Regions from separate parts of the Homo sapiens genome. Here region 2 is linked to region 1. The links are chromatin contacts, found by Hi-C or POLR2A ChIA-PET in ENCODE. All regions are on one chromosome and are shown on one strand. Each heading gives the region's core, a stretch centred on a gene start or an enhancer-like site at or near the end of the contact. The rest is flanking DNA. Distances are from core to core; before and after follow the strand shown.

Evidence for each region. Hi-C counts contacts between places; a loop is a spot of excess contacts on that map. ChIA-PET counts read pairs that join two places held with the same protein, here RNA polymerase II (POLR2A). Pooled maps may share reads with other maps.
Region 2: a loop to region 1 is called in a pooled map, with 2.3 times the contacts of the local background. The contact joins two enhancer-like sites. A Hi-C loop is called at or near these places in 2 of 50 pooled maps. POLR2A ChIA-PET finds 5 or more read pairs at or near these places in 4 of 52 experiments (BJ, GM12878, MCF 10A and 1 more).

The regions. Positions count from the first base shown.
Region 1 is chr1:167,802,078-167,804,812 of GRCh38, forward strand. No RefSeq gene overlaps it. Among named protein-coding and RNA genes, the nearest start is that of MPZL1, 81 kb to the left of the region's middle. Within about 2 kb of position 1,419, at least 2 of the 41 ENCODE cell types and tissues checked have a DNase peak (open chromatin) inside an H3K27ac peak, as active enhancers do.
Region 2 is chr1:167,648,469-167,651,203 of GRCh38, forward strand. The region is part of intron 1 of RCSD1 (RCSD domain containing 1); the gene reads left to right. Among named protein-coding and RNA genes, the nearest start is that of RCSD1, 20 kb to the left of the region's middle. Within about 2 kb of position 1,407, at least 12 of the 41 ENCODE cell types and tissues checked have a DNase peak (open chromatin) inside an H3K27ac peak, as active enhancers do.

The DNA.
Region 1 (2,735 bases), core at 169-2,668:
AATGATCTGTTCCCCCAGCGGAATTCTGAGTGCTTTACCTGTTGTATTAATCCATTCTCACACTGCTATTAAAAACTACCTGAGACGAGGTAATTTCAGAACAAAAGAGGTTTAATTGACTCACAATTCCACAGGGTTAATAGGAAGCGTGACTGGGAGGCCTCAGGAAACTTACAATGGTCGAAGGAGAAGCAAGTACCTTCTTACCATGGAAGACCAGGAGAGAGAGAGTGAGGGTGGAAGTGCCAAACATTTTTAAACCATCAGATCTCGTGAGAACTCACTACCATGAGAACAGCATGGGGGAAACCTGCCCCCATGATCCAATCACCTCTCACCGGCCTCTTCTCCAACACTGAGGATCACAACTCGAGATGAGAGTTGGGTGGGGACACAGAGCCAAACCTTATCACCCTTAACCCACAACAACCTTATGAGGTGGATACTGTTATTATCCCCATTTTACAAACAAGGGAAAGAAAGCACAAACAGGTTAAATAACTTACCCAAGGACACAAAGAAGTAGCAACTGGATCCAGTCCAGTGTGGTCCCAGGCCCACATCGGTAACCACCATGCAGAGTGTTTCTTACTTCTCATTGTAACCCTAGTGCAGAGCCTGATTAGTATAGTTGATGTTAAGTAATTTTTGTTTACCTCCATATTGTTTACTCATTCAATAAATATTAGGTTTCTACTTCTAAGGTAGTCTGTAAGAATTAGCTTGAAATGATCAAATGAAAATATTATTGGCCAGGTGCAGTGGCTTATGCCTGTAATCCTAACACTTTGGGAGGCCAAGGCGGGCGGATTACCTGCGGTCAGGAGTTGGAGACCAGCCTGGCCAACACGGTGAAACACTGTCTCTACTAAAAATACAAAAATTAACTGGGCGTGGTGGCACACGCCTGTAATCCCAGCTACTCAGGAGGCTAAGGCAGGAGAATCATTTGAACCTGGGATGCAGAGGTTGTGGTGAGCCGAGATCACACCATTGCACTCCAGCCTGGGCAAAAAGAGCGAAACTCCATCTCAAAAAGAAAAGAAAATATTATTTAATGAACTTATTAATTTACACTTTCTGAAGACTTACTGTTTGTGCAGGCACACTGGTCTTAGTGCGAGAAATAGAGAATGAGAACAATACCTTTACCCTTGAGTTGACAGGCATGGGGGTTGTGACAGAAATAAATATTTTAAAAAGATCATCACTTTTTCATTCCTGTTCCTGAAGCCTTCGTGGATTATTTATGTCTGCCTTCTCCTAAAAATAATTCTATCCAGGATGCCCCGAGGATGTCATGCTGGAAGCTTCCTGTAGGTAACGAGGGGCGCCGCAGTGGTGCTAAGTGCTGAGGCTGCAGGTCTGAAGACAAAAGCCTCCAGAGCGTGACCAGGAATGGTTCGTTTGGCTGCAGCCACAGTAAGGAGCCAGTGCTGCCACCTGCTGGCCAAGAGCAGGTTCGCCCACACCCATTCTGTTGTTAGGAGGCTGAATCACAGCCAGATGGAGGAGGGAAGGGATTTTATCACAACTCGCTTAGTTTAGAGATGAGGAAACTGATGAAAAAGGGACTTGCCCAAGGTCACGTAACTGGTTTGTGGCATAGTCAGAACCGGAACCAAGTACAGGGTTCCTGCAAAACCTGATGCACGCTCCTCTGGATTCAGGCACATGGAACTTAACCTTCAAATTGCAGTATGGTCTTTTCTCGCTTTTTCCTTTCTCTCTTCCCTCCCCCCTTTCCCTCCCCTCCTCTCCTTTCTCCTCCCCCTCCCTCCTCTCTCCTTCCTTCCCCCTCCCCCCATCCCTCCCCTCTCCTCCCCTTCCCATCTCTCCTCCCCTCTCCTCTTTTTTTTTTTTTTTGAAACCAGTTCTCATCACTGCACTTCCAGGACAGGGGAAGCACTGGGGAATGAGGCATCCTAGCTCTGTGGAGGGAAAGGGAGCTGGTCAACATATGCTTTAGGTATTTGTGGGTTTGTTTTTAATTAATAAACTTTATTTATAGAGCAGTTTTAGACTCATAGCAAAATTGAATGAAAGGTAGAGAATTCCCATATAGCCCCTGATCCTACATACTCACAACCTCACCTGCTAACAGCATTCCCCACTACAGCAGTTCATGTGATACAATTGATGAACCCACACTGACACGGCATTTTGACCCAAAGTCCATAGTTTACATTAAGAGTCACTCTGCTGTTACACATTCTATGGGTTTGAACAGATGTATAATGATGTGAATCCTCCTTCAGAGTAATGTACAGAATAGTTTCATTGCCCTAAAACTCCCCTAGGTTCCTCCTGTTCATCTCTCCTCCTCCCACCCCACTGGCAACCACTGTCTCCATAGTTTTGCCTTTTCCAGAAGGTCACATAGTTGGAACCATAGAGCATGTGGCCTTTTCAGACTGGCTTTCACTCAGTAATGTGCATTTAAGGTTCTTCTCTGTTTTTTTCATGGCTTGATAGCTAATTTCTTTTTAGTGCTGAATAACATTCCATTGTCTAGATTTACCACAGTTTATCCATTCACTTACTGAGGGACATCTTGGTGGCTTCCACGTTTGGGTAATTATACAGTTGCTATAAATGTCCATGTGCAGGGTTTTGTATGGATATGAGTTTTCAGTTCATTTGGGTACATGCCAAAAAGCACAATTGCTGAATTGTATGGTAAGAATATGTCTGGTTTTGTAAGAAACTATAAACTGTCTTCCAAAATGGCTGTA
Region 2 (2,735 bases), core at 157-2,656, 150 kb before region 1:
TGTGCCAGGTAGGAGACATGAGGTGAGAGCCCTCCACTAAGCCGGTTTAGCAAAGAGCCCTTTCCTCCCAGGGTCTTCCAGCAAGTCCTGTGGTTCCCCCTCCACCAGCAGGGAGTGGATAGGAGGGGAGCACAGGAAAGGGGTGTGGACCCCCTGGAAATGAAGCAATCATATGGTAGTTCCCGCTGGAGCAGCTGCAGATAGGGGGAAGTTACATACCAGTGATGGGGTGCGGGCAACAGTGAGCCCGGGGACACCAGGACACCAAGAATCTCACCCACCAGTCAGGGATGGAGGCAGAACACCAGAGGGTTTGGGCTGAACTCTAGAGAATGATGGGCTGGTCCTCTAGGAAATCCCTTGAAGTCCTGAGCAAGAGTGGCCTGAGTTTGGGAGGAGAAGCAATCAGTCACTCGCTTGCTTAATAAATATTTAATAAGTGCCCACTGTGTCAGATTCTGTGCTGGGAATTCTGGACACAAAAGGTAATAAAACTTGGATCCTGCCCTCAGGGAGGTTGCAGTCTGGTAAGACAGTCAGAATGATAACAAGTGATTGAAACAGTTTGGTTAAGTATTCTAAGAGATCTGTGCTCAGAACACAGATCTGAGTATGACCTAGGTATCTTGCCCAGAGTGGGGAGGGGCTGGGGGAAAGAAAGACTTCTTAAAGGCAGTGAAACCTGAGCTCAATCCAGGAGGACAAAGAGGGAATGGATAGTTGAAGGGTGAGGAGGAGGGTGTTCTAGCTGGAGGAAGTAGCGTGAAAGAGGACAGTGTGCAGGATCCAACCAGATTGAGTTGGTAAGCCAGGCAAGACCTCGAGAACCTCTTCAGGGCTTGATCCGGGAGGTGCCGGGATTTCTACACAGAAGGCGCTTGGGGCTACAGTCTAATTGCAAGGGGAGAGTCCAAGGGGCTAGCCTTGACACTGTTATTTGTATAACAAGCATACTTTTCGCCTAAAACGGAATATGTATTTGGTGTGGCTGATGATATTATGGGGTGTTACAGCTCTCAAAAACCACAGCTTGGCCTCACCACTTGTTTTATTCCCAGAGTGATGGGGGGGCAGAAAGTTACATAACCAGACTTGAATTTCAGGAAGTTGGCTCTGGCCGTGGTTCAAGGAATGGATTGGAGAGAGCATGGTATGAGGCCTTTAGGAGGCTGGTCATTCATATGGACTAAAGACCAGGAAAGCTGGGCTTCAGAAGGGACTGTGAGGGCAGAGAAAGAGAAAAGGAGTTTGAGAGGAGGATCCTTCCTCACAGGGACAAGAATTTTCTATCTAAGGCCTAGCTGACGACTAAGGGAGAGGACAGCATTGTTCCAAGGGACCTGTGTGTTAATGGGGATGCCTGGGTGTAGGCATAACATTTAAAGGACAGACAGACCAGGGCCTGGGTGTCTTGTGTCCATAATAATAAACAGCTCACCTGTGCCTCTGGGGCAGCTGTAAAGATGCACTGTGTGTGTCCATGTGTGTGCCAGAGGGGAACCAAGCAAGTGTTAACACGTTGCAGGAGGAAGCTAGGCAGAGTGGCCAACAGGAGTTCAAGGCTCTGGACCAAATCCCATCACTAAATTGCTGTGGGATCTTGAATCAGTGGCACAAGATTTGGGGGCCTCACCGGAATGATCATCTCATCCCTGCCTGGCTTATTGGGAGGATTAAATGAGATAATGAATTCAGAGTTAAGGATTTGGAAAGAATATAAAAGACTCCACAGATGCAAGGTGTTGTCTCCACTGTGTTTTGGAAAACACGGGGAAATGTCTGCAAACAGCTTGGTCCCTCAAAGAGAAGCAGGTGCTCTGGAGCCTGGATGTGTGTGTGTTGGGGTGGGGGCAGGGTCAAGCTGTGAGGCGTTCACCTCCCCTCTGGCCTCTGCTTCCTCCTCTTCTTGTGGCTTCCCTTTGAAGCTCTGAGCAGCTGTTACAGATGAGAGGCCAGGCTGGGCCAGGCCCAGACCACTCACTCAGAAGCAGAGGCTGTGTTTGAAGCCACCAGCCAGGGGGTAGGCAGGATTTCCTGACTCTCGAGTGTTTGGGTCCAGCTCTGGCCTGGTACCCCAGAGGCCTACCAGGAGGCCTGTGCTCTCTAACCAGAAGGACCGCCGCCCATCCCTTCAGCCAAGATCTCTGTTCCAGCCACAGCCAAAGCCAAAGTCCAGGAGCTGTAGGGACTGCCCTCTCTCTGGTTAAGCATTTTGAGTTTTAGAAACAAAAGCACCAATTAAGCACAAAGCAGGGAGTGGAGCCAATGGCTCTGCTCGTGTGAGGTTAGCAATGGAGTAGGGAGAGGGGTGAGCGGAGTGTGCGTGGTACGATGGGGTAAGGAGGGGATAAGGAGGGGGGCAGCCCCAGAAGCAGCTTCCCCGAGGCCAAGTTCAATGCCTTTATTAGTTCGGTAGCGCTGCTGTAACAAAGTGCCATGGACTGGATGGCTTAGACAGCAAAACTTTATTTCCTTGCAATTCGAGAGGCTAGAAATGTGAGACGGAGGTGTCAGCAGTGCTGGCTCCCTCTGATGCCTCTCTCCATCTTCTCCCTGTGTCTTCACGTGGTCTTCTCTCTGTGCGTGTCTGTGTCCTCATCTCTTCTCATAAGGACACCAGCCAGGTGGGACCAAGGGCCATCGTAATGACCTTGTTTTAACTTAATTTCCTCTGTGAAGACCCTACCTCCAAATACAGTCTCATTCTGTGGTACTAGGGGTTAGGGCTTCAACAT